Regions from separate parts of the Homo sapiens genome. Here region 2 is linked to region 1. The links are chromatin contacts, found by Hi-C or POLR2A ChIA-PET in ENCODE. All regions are on one chromosome and are shown on one strand. Each heading gives the region's core, a stretch centred on a gene start or an enhancer-like site at or near the end of the contact. The rest is flanking DNA. Distances are from core to core; before and after follow the strand shown. Region 1 has its middle 16 kb from the start of LINC02257. Region 2 overlaps LINC01705 (long intergenic non-protein coding RNA 1705).

Region 1 (5,613 bases), core at 1,243-3,742:
TGAATATAAGCAGTCTCGGCCTGGCTGTTACCATCTTGAGGTCTTGGGCCAGAGCCTGCCCCACTCTGAGTTTAAAGCTCTGATTATCTCTGACTCTGCTGCCAGCTCTTTGACACCCCAAGGTTCTATAGTGCTGAGTAGTGAAGTCTTTTGGAAGTAAATAGAAAATAGCTTTTGTTTCCTACTAGGAGATCACAATTCCACCTGCACTGTCTTTTCCACCTTCCCATGGAGAGGCTCCCATGCATCAGCTATTTACTATTTCAGTTTTTTAATGGAGTTCTTACTTGCCTTGGGCTAGAGACTGAGCTAGAACTGGGAATACAAAAGATAAGACAAGGTACCGGCCTGTGAAGCATACCATCTAGCAAGAGAAATGGCTCCTTGGAGAATGGCAGCACAGAGGAGAGTTAACCCCCACTGAGAGTTTGAAAAGGGCTTCAAAGAATAAAAAGGAAGAAAAAGGAAACTATGGCTTATTGGGATAAAAAATTAAATGGCTTATTCACCTATTTTGCCAAGTACAAAGCTAGTTGCTTTATGTACATAAATGTATTTATCCTATGAAAATGCTTAATAGGAGGCCAGTAGGCTGCAGAAACTCCAGCACCCTGGGTCTCTTCCTAAGCAAACCAAAACCCAACTCAATGTAAACAGTGAAACAAAGCTTAAGCTTATCCTATCAGAAATCACCAAGTAGCTTCTAACTAGGGACTTTACCAATCAGAAACCACCAACTAATCTCTAACTAGGGACTTTCCATTTTAACCAATCAAATGCTTCCTCTGTCTTTCTTTCACAAACACCGTATAAAAGTATCCCCTTCGCACCCCTTCAGTGGAGTGCCAAACCACTTGTGGTCTAATGCTGCCCAGGTCATGAAATGCTGAATGCTCAAACTCATTAGAATGTTAATATGCCTAAGTTCATTTTTTAACAATCCTTACATTAATCTTAAGAGGTAGATATTGTTTTCCACAATATAAAGCTAAGCAAAGTTGGGCATGAAGAGAGTAATACATTCCCTTGTGTCCACAGAGTTAGCACATGATGGGGCAGTGATCAGGCCAAGGTGTATTGGATTCTATAGCATTCCCTCTTCGAGATGTGAAATTTTACCTGGACCCTAAACAATCACAAAGATGTCTCCCATTAGTGAAGGGGAAGTTTCTCCGAGTAGAAGGAGCTAAAAGAACAAAATCAGAGAGTTTGGATTACACTAGTGGTCACAACGTAAAGGCAGACACAGGCAGTCTCAGGACATAAGGTTGGAAGACAGGTAACTCCAAATGTTCTAGATGCTCTTCTGGGCTGCTGTGCTCTAGGGACTGAGGAGCTATGGAAATGGGAGCAACTTGACTTGATTTTTGCCCTTTAAAGCTGCTTCTTTAACAACAGTGTAAAGCAGTGGTCCCCAACATTTTCGACATCAGGGACAGGTTTGTGGAAGACAATTTTTCCACAGACCGGATTGGAGGGATGAATGAAGTGTATTACATTTATTGTCCACTTTATTTCTATTATTATTACCTTGTAATATATAATGAAATAATTTTACAACTCATCATAATGTATAATCAGTGGGAGCCCTGAGCCTGTTTTTCTGCACTACAAGGTCCCATCTAGGGGTGATGGGAGACAGTGACAGATCCTCAGTCATTACAGTCTCATAAGGAGCACACAACCTAGATCCCTTGCATGCACAGTTCACAATAGGGTTCATGCTTCTATTAGAATCCAATGCCAACACTGATCTCACAGGAGGTGGAGCTCAGGTGGTAATGCCAGTGATGAGGAGCAGCTGTAAATACAGATGAAATTTTGCTTGATTGCCTGTCTCTCACCTGCTACTGTGAGGCCTGGTTCCTAACAGGCCATAGACTGATACTGGTCCATGGCCCAGGGATTGGAGACCCCTGGTGGAAAGGATGAATTAGAAAAGAGTGAGATTGTGTTCATTCATTTACTCATTTGCAGGCACTCATGAAATGATACTGGGGAAAGGAGACCAGTGAAAAAATGACAGCAGTAGCCCAGAAGAGAGATGATGAGGACATGAGCCAAGCTCTTGCTTCCCTGTCTTTGACATTTCAGTACATGGAGAAGACCTAGGAAAGCCCATAGGGCATATGCTTGGAATTCTGAGAGCTATCGGGAGGTCTAAAGTAACCCCTGAGCCAAGATCTTTGGGGCTACATAATAGAAATGAATTTAAACTAGACCTGAAGGTTTGTACCTTTTTACAAGAATGCTTCAGAAACAGACCTGGTCCTCAAAGCTTCAAGGCCCAATGGGGATTCTTATCTCCTTTGGGAAGGAACTAGGGAGTCTTGATTCAAATGTCTCCGGACCCTCCCGAATATATATCCTCTTAACAGAAGAAAGAGCTGTTCTCGCTTAACCAGGCCTCTAATGCTAGTTAGAAAAAGAACAGGGTTCTAAGACATCAACTGCTTGCCTGAAAGGGGAAGAGAATCAGCTGACTCATATACTGGTCCTTTTAGGCTGCATGGTTTGAGTCATGATGCTCAGGAGAGTTTCCAGCACAGCAGACCTCAGGGAAGGCAGGGCTTAAATCCAGGTAGCCCACTGTGGAGTCAGGAAAGCTGTAGGGACAAACTGGAAGTTGATGGCAGAGAGGTGTTTTCACTGAGGTGCAGATCAACACAGCACCATCCTACAGCCCCATGGAGTCCAAAGGGAGGCCAAGAGGATGTGGAAAGAGTGAGATGGTACACCCACTTCCTAGAGTTGCACTGACTTTTAGAGTTGCACTGACTCTAAAAGTGATCAGAAAATGGAAATGATGGTGTTTCCTGTTCAGTTTGAGACCCAAGTAACTGGCCTCATCTTCACCTCTATCAAAGAACTCACTTCTCAACTTGACTCTCAACCAGTACCTATTCTTCCTCCCATTACTTAGACGGGCGACAAGGTTAATGCACAGCTCACTAAGAGTTAGATAACCTAGAAGAGTCAGAAGAGTTCTGGTTCCTTCTCTGCCACTTACTAGATCTCTGGCTTAGCCTCATTTGCTTTGTCTTTTTATTACAAAAACAAAGAAACTATAAAATGATGGGTTTAGAAGAACAGACTTCCCTTTAAGGTCTCTTCCAGTTATAACAATCTCTTATTTGATTCATTCTCCAAGCCTCCCACTCCTTACTGCACTTATTTTAATCTTTTTTTTTCTCCTTTCTCTGTGTTTTCTTGCTTATGAAATGAGTGTGTGTGAGTAATGTTCATATGCTGATGAACACAGTTGGGTCTTTGTCGTCCGTGATAATGAGAAATGGATCATGTGGATAACCCCAAACTGAAAACACTGTTCAAGTATGTGACGGAGGAACATTCCAGTCTGACTAACAATCTAATGTTTAGTTAGGGCTGCACTCACTGAGTATCCATTATCTAGTTAGCAGGATGGGCAGAGAGAAGTTAACTGGGTTAACTGGGTTAGTTTGTGAAAAATAGGGACTGATGCTGCGATGTGCACATTGGCCGAGTCTCCTCCACTAAGCAATGGCTTGTTTTGTAAATTAGACTTGCTTGGTTTGTGCGATTAATACTACAATGGCCAGTGTTTAGGACATGCCCAGGGACAGGAGTGGAGGCTGCAGTAAGAAAAGAAAAGATAATTGCTAGAGATTTTAGGAGACTGAGGGACTCAGAACCAAGAAGGGTCACAGTACCTTGGGTCAAGAGTGGCTCAGCCAGCAGTGACGAGGGCATGGCCCCTCCTCTGGGCTCTGCTGTCACCTTGATTCACCCTACAGGTGGCTCTGCACTAAGGAAACCCCCTTGGACATTTACCAGATGGAATTAGACCTCACAGATAGGGGAGCCACTGTGTGCCCATATGCACCTCTGATTCTGCAGCCTGGCCAGGCCAGCTTTTCTGGAATGAAAATGGGTAAGAGGATGCTTCAGGGCTATTTGTGACCATTTCCCTAGGACTCATGTCCTGCTATGCTCCCTGCCCACTCCACTAGCAATCTGGTCTCTAACAAGCCCCTCATGCTCAATTACCCCTTATCAGTTGGTGGAGACATGTGGCATGGGTGTCTCAGGTGAGTTTAAATGTAAATTTGAGCTGAGTCAAGATATTATACAAAGCTTGTGGGAGGCTGAGGTGGGCAGATCACTTGAGATCAGGAGAGTTCGAGACCAGCCTGGCCAACATGGTAAAACCCCGTCTCTACTGAAAATACAAAAATTAGCCAGGTGTGGTGGGGGCGGGGGGGGCACCTGTATTCCCAGCTACTTGAGAGGCTGAAGCCAGAGAATCACTTGAACCCAGGAGGCAAAGGTTGCAGTGAGCCTAGATCGTGCCATTGCACTCCAGCCTGGGTGACAGAGATTTGGTCTCAAAAAAAAAAAAAAAAAAAGATATTATACAAAGCTTGTTCTGTTCATAAAAGGTTGAACATTACTGTATAAGACTACAGATCACACAATTCTGCATGTTTTATTTTATAATATTTTATTTTTATTTTTGGTAGCAGAAGGATCTCACTATTTTGCCCAAGCTGGCCTTGAACTCCTGGCCTCAAGTGATCCTCCCACATCAGCCTCCCAAAATGCTGGGATTATAGGCATGAGCCACCACTCCTGGCCTAGATAAACTTTGATTTCTCTTTTATTATAAAGGTAACATGTTTGTTACCTTTTGCTACCATGTTTGTTACATGGTTGTATTTGGAAAATATAGTAGAAGTATACAAAAGAAAATGTAGACTTGTTATACTGTAACACCCAGCCAGAGATAAGCACTATTAATGCTTTGGCATATTATTTGTATTGTCTTTCTGATAAATAGAGATAAGATAGATGTCATTGTATATAGTTTCATATCTTACATTTTCTAACAATTTTGTAAGCATGTTCTTGTCATTTAGTTTTTTTAATGTTATATGTTAATGTCTCCATAATAATTTAATTACATCTGTGTACAACAATTTATTAAGCATTTCTTTGTTATTGAGAGAGTGTTTCTAACCCTTTGCTTATCTTATATAATGTAGCAATGAAAACCCTCTTGCGTGAATAGTTCTTTGAACTGCTGTGTTTTTCCTCAGCAGATTCCTTACAAAAAGAATTTCAGGATAAAGGTATACAAAGATTTTTAAGTTTCTTAAATAAATTGTCAAATAGTTTTCTAGATAAGTGGCAACAATTTATACTTCTACTGGCTGTCACAACAGTAAGAACTGTCATGTTTTATTTTATTTATTTATTTATTTATTTATTTTTGAGACAGTCTCACTGTGTCACCCAGGCTGGAGTACAGTGGAGCAATCATGACTCACTGCAGCTTCTACCTCTTGGGCTCAAGCCATACTCCCACCTCTGCCTCCCAAGTAGCTGGGACTACAGGCGCTTGCCAACACACCCAGCTAATTTTTGTATTTTTCATAGAGACAGAGTTTTGCCATGTTGCCCAGGCTGGCCTCCAACTCCTGAGTTCAAGTGATCCACCCACCCTGGCCTCCCAAAGTGCTGGCATTACAGGAGTGAGCCACTGCACCTGGCCAAAACCTGTCATGTTTTATAATGTTTGGAACTTTATATATGCAAAAAAAAAGTGATAACAAAGTTTTATTGAAATTTTCT
Region 2 (5,613 bases), core at 1,603-4,102, 50 kb after region 1:
AATGTTGTATGGATAAAATGCAATAATTTATGCAGAAGCCTAATAAATTATTACAGCAGAGGCCTAATAAATTATTACATTATTTATTTATTTATTTATTTATTTTGAGATGGAGTCTCACTCTGTCGCTCAGGCTGGAGTGCAGTGGCACGATCTCAGCTCACTGCAAGCTCTGCCTCCTGGGTTCAGGCCATTCTCCTGCCTCAGCCTCCCAAGTAACCGGGACTACAGGCGCCCGCCAACATGTCCGGCTAATTTTTTGTATTTTTAGTAGAGACAGGGTTTCACCGTGTTAGCCAGGAAGGTCTCAATCTCCTGACCTTGTGATCCGCCCGCCTCGGCCTAACAAAGTGCTGGAATTACAGGCTTGAGCCACCGCGCCCGGCCATATTATTTTTTTATTTGACTTGCTCATATACTTGAATCAGTAGGGGCATTTGTTGAGCACTGACCATGACAACACAGGTGATATACGATGCAACGGTGTCAGACCCCGACAAAGAGTGCGCACACGGGCATGAGTGGCTCTGATGCAGGACGGCAGGACGGCATCAGCACCAGCCTGGACTGTGGGGACACCAACAAGGGAGCGCTTTATCCTGGGGGAAGAAAGTCTCATGAATTCAAGCTGGTCCTTCAAGGATCCTTAGAACAGCAGCATTCTCTCTACTGGTGCACATAGATGTTAAAGATGTACCATCTAGGAATAGGCTGCCTAAGATGGAACCCCAGCTCTGCCTCTTATTACCAACCTAACCTTGGGCAAGTTACTTAAGCTTTTACGTCATAATTTCTGCAGCTGCAAGACAGAGCTCATGTTAACACCTACTTCATAACGTGGTTACGAGGATTAAATGAGATAGTTGATGTGACGCACAAGCCTTCAGTACATTGTCACAAAGAAATTCCTCAAGAAATGTTGGAGGTTAATGGTACTGTGGGAATTTTATTCCTGGAAAAGGGAACATTTGAGCAAAGAGAGGAATGCACAGGATAATTAAAGGAATATCTTGTGGCTTAGTTTGACTGAATCATAGCACATATTATGGGAGAAAAGGCAGGTCCTCAAGTAACCTCTCTGGGTTAGTCTTTGCATTCACTTGCGACATTTTCTCGATTCCATCAGTGTACATTCCGTGTCTCTCTCTAGTTCCTGGACTCTCTAAGACTGGAGCTCACATTGTAACCACTCAGACCACTCAGCCTTCTCTTTTCCATGAGAATCATCTTCCATCCCTATTTTCAGACTATTCTGGTTTCATCAGCTTTTTAAGACAATTATTAATATTTTGATGAAGTTGGCAGTCTAGTAATGACAGTGTGATCACTCAACCTGGTTATAGAGAAAAACATGTTTGCAAATTTTCCATCTGGTGAAAAGTCTAAAGGTCCCAAGCTCATTTCTGTAATCTCTCAAATTCCAGTGCCTATTCTAGAAGGGGGCTTGGTCAGACTGGACCAGACAGCCACCCTGAACCTGGAGGGAACAAGCTCAACAGCACGGGGACAGGGATGGAGGTGAGGACACCAAGTTGTGGGTAGGCTGCAGGGTCTACAGAAGAGTCAGTTCATTTTTAAAATGAGATGCCTGTGAGTCCCCCATGTGAATCAGCTGTCACTGCAGGGTACTCATGCTGTTCCTATCATATCATTGGGATACTTTTCAGAGCATGGTTCCCAATACTCAGAACCTTTTATTTTATTTATTTTTCCCAGAGAGGTATTGACGTATTTGCATAAAGAAATAGAAGTTGCTGTCTCATGGACTTTTGGATGCAGAATAATTATTTTGCAAAACAATATGAATAAACAGCAGAAAAAAAGTAGGAAAATAGAAAGAGAAGCAGATGCCCCATCTCCAGGGTGTGAGTATCATCACCTCACGTTTACATCAGAGTTCCTGAGTATCACTCTCAGATCATAGTTATTTTACTCTTTCCCCCAATATCTACAAGTACAGTCTGACACTGTGCAAAGCTACCAGTGTCCCCTGAGGGTTGTTTGCCCCTAATGGGTCTTCTCTCTGCCCTTCCCACTTCAGCTTCCAGTCTCAGGTCTCTTGCCCCAGCAGAAGCCCTGCCCCTCACCGTGTGGGGACAGGAAAGGTCCCTTCCCAAGCACCACATTATCAACTACTATTGGACCCACCTGGGCAATTTGGCAGCCTATGTGCCCTGGCATTCTGGGACAGCTTAGGAGTGTCTGAGAATAGACAGAGATGGCCCAGAGCTGCAGCTGCACAGCTGAGGCAGAGAGTGCCCCAGCGCCCCAGCCTCAGGCAGCCTCCTCGGCCTCCCTCCCAGGAGCAGGCTGGCTGCACAGCTGATCCTCACTAATCCCGCTCCGTAGAGCCAAACTGCTTGATTTTCATATATCTATGACTTGCGTGTTCTTTACATCGCCTGCTTTATTTTCAAACCTGTCAACAGGCCTCTGAAAAGGTTGCACACATGAGCAAAGGTCTGGGCAGCTGCAGGAAGGACAGAAGCAGCCGCAGGCTGGGCAGGAGGGGGAAGGCCTGGGGTGGCAGCCCAGCTACAGCAGGGCAGGCACTCAGACCTGGGAGACTGAGTCAGGAGAACATGGACTTCCCATTTTGGGGGTTTTGTCTCATCAAAACAAAAACCAGGCATATGTTTTTCTGCCCTGAGATCCTATCTGGTTAGATTAGCAAGCTGGCTATAAATCTGAGATGGACCACAGACTTACTGAACTATATTTATCAAGTTTCTTAATAAAGCAAAGGCCCAGAAGCCTTTGAGAGTGAACACTGTTTTTTTCTGACAGAGACATAAGCCAGCAACAAGCAGTTTATTGTTGTTGTTCAGTTGCCAAGTGGGTGATTCAATTAAAATAGGAGCTACATCAGATCTGTTTGTATGAACCCACAGCGTTGCTATTTGTAAAGGGGCCCTACTTCTCGGACTTACATCATTGCTATTTTTTTTTCAAGATTGTTTTAAGGTCTCTAAAAGAAGACTCACAGGTTGAGATTTGCCTACCGCGTTGTGCCGACAAAGACCAGACAGTCAGACTGAGGCTGTCTCTGAATATGGATGTTGTGCCAATCATTGTTTCTAAGCTGACAGGTCAATTCAATCTAACAATGGAATTCAAGATAATGAAAGCCAGAATATCAGAATAGAAGAGGATCTTGGGAGTTACAAGGCATGACTCCTTCATTTGAAGCTGAGGAAAGTAAGGACCAATGACTTTGCTAGACTGGGACTTGAAGGCAGAATTATTAGGGCTCTTTCCAGTGGACTACACATACCCGCAAGCTCCCTGGCATCTTGAAATAGAGTCTGGTTCAGGAGCTTCATGTCGAACCAGATAAATGTGTAACACAATGGGAGAGAGGAAAACCCGGGTGCCATAGATGGGAAGAACAGTATTGTGGGCTCTCATATCTACAGGTGTCCTCTCAAATTAGAGAAGTAGCCTCCAGATTTTGTTTCACCCATAGACCATGTGGAGAATTCAGTCTCTGATGGGCCCCACAAAAAAACTATAGAGGAGATGGGGCCCGGTGGCTCACGCCTGTAATCCCAGCACTTTGGGAGGCTGAGGCGGGCAGATCACAAGGTCAAGAGATAGAGAGCATCCTGGCCAACACGGTGAAACCCCATCTCTACTAAAAATACAAAAATTAGCTGGGCATGGTGGCAGGCACCTGTACTCCCAGCTACTCGGGAGGCTGAGGCAGGAGAATCACTTGACCCTGGGAGGTGGAGGTTTCAGTAAGCCGAGATCACACCACTGCACTCCAGCCTGGAGACAGAGCAAGACTCCGTCTCAAACCTAGAGGCAAAATAGCAAGATAATCCAGGGACTAATGAGTAATGCAGAGGAAACATACCTTTTCTGGTGGACGCTAATGCACTCTTCAAATATTTCAATGTAACAGGATTCTAAGTTGGAAGTTTTAATTGAAGTATCATGATTTAATAAATATCAGATACAGAAATATCCAAAAAGCCACCCAATAATGATTTCACATTTCATGATCCTCTCTTTGGAGAAGCCTGCACTATGAATACCTCACAACCCTCAAAGAGTGTGGCATGGGAGGGCATCTGTTCCTCCCCTCAAGTCCCTTAGGAGAAGGCTCAGGGGATGACTCAGGAGTCTATGATATGTCCCCTTGCAGGTAGAGGAGTGATGCGGACTGGTGCCCTTCTCTCACCCTTACAACGTGAGGGATGGCCTGCTAAGGGGGAGATGATGGTGTTAGGCAGCTTACTCCCCTGGAGTTTGTTAAGATGATGCACTCAGAGTGTTCAAGGACCAGATGTAGGCCACGTTGGGGAGCTGGCATTGGGATGGTCGGCAGAGGTTTCCAGGGGCTAACGAGAAGATATGTGACCACTAGAGCAGAAAGCATCACAGCATCCGAGGGTCTGAAGGTAAAAGACCACCAGGGAGCAGAGAAGCCTTATAAGAAAACCAGGAGAAAGCACCAGACTGTAACTGTTCCCAAGCTTGCTGAGGTCTGAGCCAGCTGTCTTTGGTTGGGCTTCCTGGGAGCATTGTCTGAAATAGGGATTCTTGTGAAGTGGTTTACTGGGGGAGTGCTCTCGGCAAAGCAGAATAAAAAGGAGAGAAGCAAAATAAGGATGTGGTCTCTGTTCAAGGCTAGCCCCTGACTCGTCCCACAGCAAGCTCTGGTCTGTCCTGGAGAAATGAGGCCAGGCTTTTACCTCCCTGTCAGTTGGTCATTGGCTGCTGAGTGCAATGTGGGGGAAGGCGAGGAAGCAGCTGGGGAGAAAGTTGGGGAGTTAAATAGGGAGGGGAAGGGCCATGACTCAGAAAAGGTGGCTTCCATTTGGTCAAAGGCAAATTCTCCCAAGAGGGGGAGAACTATAAGCCATTAACAGCCAATAGTCACAGCACTCAATGGGTGGAGACCTAGGAGGAACATCAACACATTTGCTGTAACAGCTTCATGCCTGTCGAGCTTTTTATTAATAGTTCTCCTGGCCGGGCATGGTGGCTCATGCCTGTAATCCCAGCACTTTGGGAGGCCAAGGCGGGCAGATCACGAGGTCAGGAGATCGAGACCATCCTGACTAACATGGTGAAACCCCGTCTCTACTAAAAATACAAAAAATTAGCCGGGCGTGTTGGTGGCCGCTTGTAGTCCCAGCTACTCGGGAGGCTGAGGCAGGAGAATGGCGTGAACCCAGAAGGCAGAGCTTGCAGTGAGCCGAGATCGCGCCACTGCACTCCAGCCTGGGCGACAGAGCAAGACTGTTTCAAAAAAAAAATAGTTCTCCTTACATTTCCTTGCTCCCAACTCTTCCCAACTCCCTGAGGGTCAGAAACAGTGCCCATACGCTATAATAGGCCTAGCTAGAGTTAGGGTATAAGTCTTAACTTTGAATGAAATTGAATGCTTTGACTATCACATAGGAATGAACATTTTTAATGTTTTATTTTAATATTATATACATATAGAAAAGGACACATATCACAAGCATACAGCACAAGTGCTCGCAGACCACACCCATGTGACAATCCCCACCATCAATAAAGAGAAACTCACCAGCAACCGAGTTGCCTTCACACTCCCTTCCTGTCACTCTCCTCTCACCTCTGCCACGTGATAACTAC

Evidence for each region. Hi-C counts contacts between places; a loop is a spot of excess contacts on that map. ChIA-PET counts read pairs that join two places held with the same protein, here RNA polymerase II (POLR2A). Pooled maps may share reads with other maps.
Region 2: a loop to region 1 is called in a map with no recorded cell type, with 2.1 times the contacts of the local background. The contact joins two enhancer-like sites. A Hi-C loop is called at or near these places in 1 of 168 maps with a recorded cell type or tissue (HepG2), 1 of 37 single-sample maps with no recorded cell type and 5 of 50 pooled maps. POLR2A ChIA-PET finds 5 or more read pairs at or near these places in 4 of 52 experiments (AG04449, IMR-90, T-cell and 1 more).

What each region holds. Positions count from the first base shown.
Region 1 is chr1:221,991,844-221,997,456 of GRCh38, forward strand. No RefSeq gene overlaps it. Among named protein-coding and RNA genes, the nearest start is that of LINC02257, 16 kb to the left of the region's middle. RefSeq lists an enhancer at 596-645. Within about 2 kb of position 2,493, at least 3 of the 41 ENCODE cell types and tissues checked have a DNase peak (open chromatin) inside an H3K27ac peak, as active enhancers do.
Region 2 is chr1:222,041,324-222,046,936 of GRCh38, forward strand. It overlaps LINC01705 (long intergenic non-protein coding RNA 1705), which reads right to left. Exons shown (of 3, transcript XR_001738485.2): 3 at 381-599. Among named protein-coding and RNA genes, the nearest start is that of LINC01705, 15 kb to the right of the region's middle. Within about 2 kb of position 2,853, at least 5 of the 41 ENCODE cell types and tissues checked have a DNase peak (open chromatin) inside an H3K27ac peak, as active enhancers do.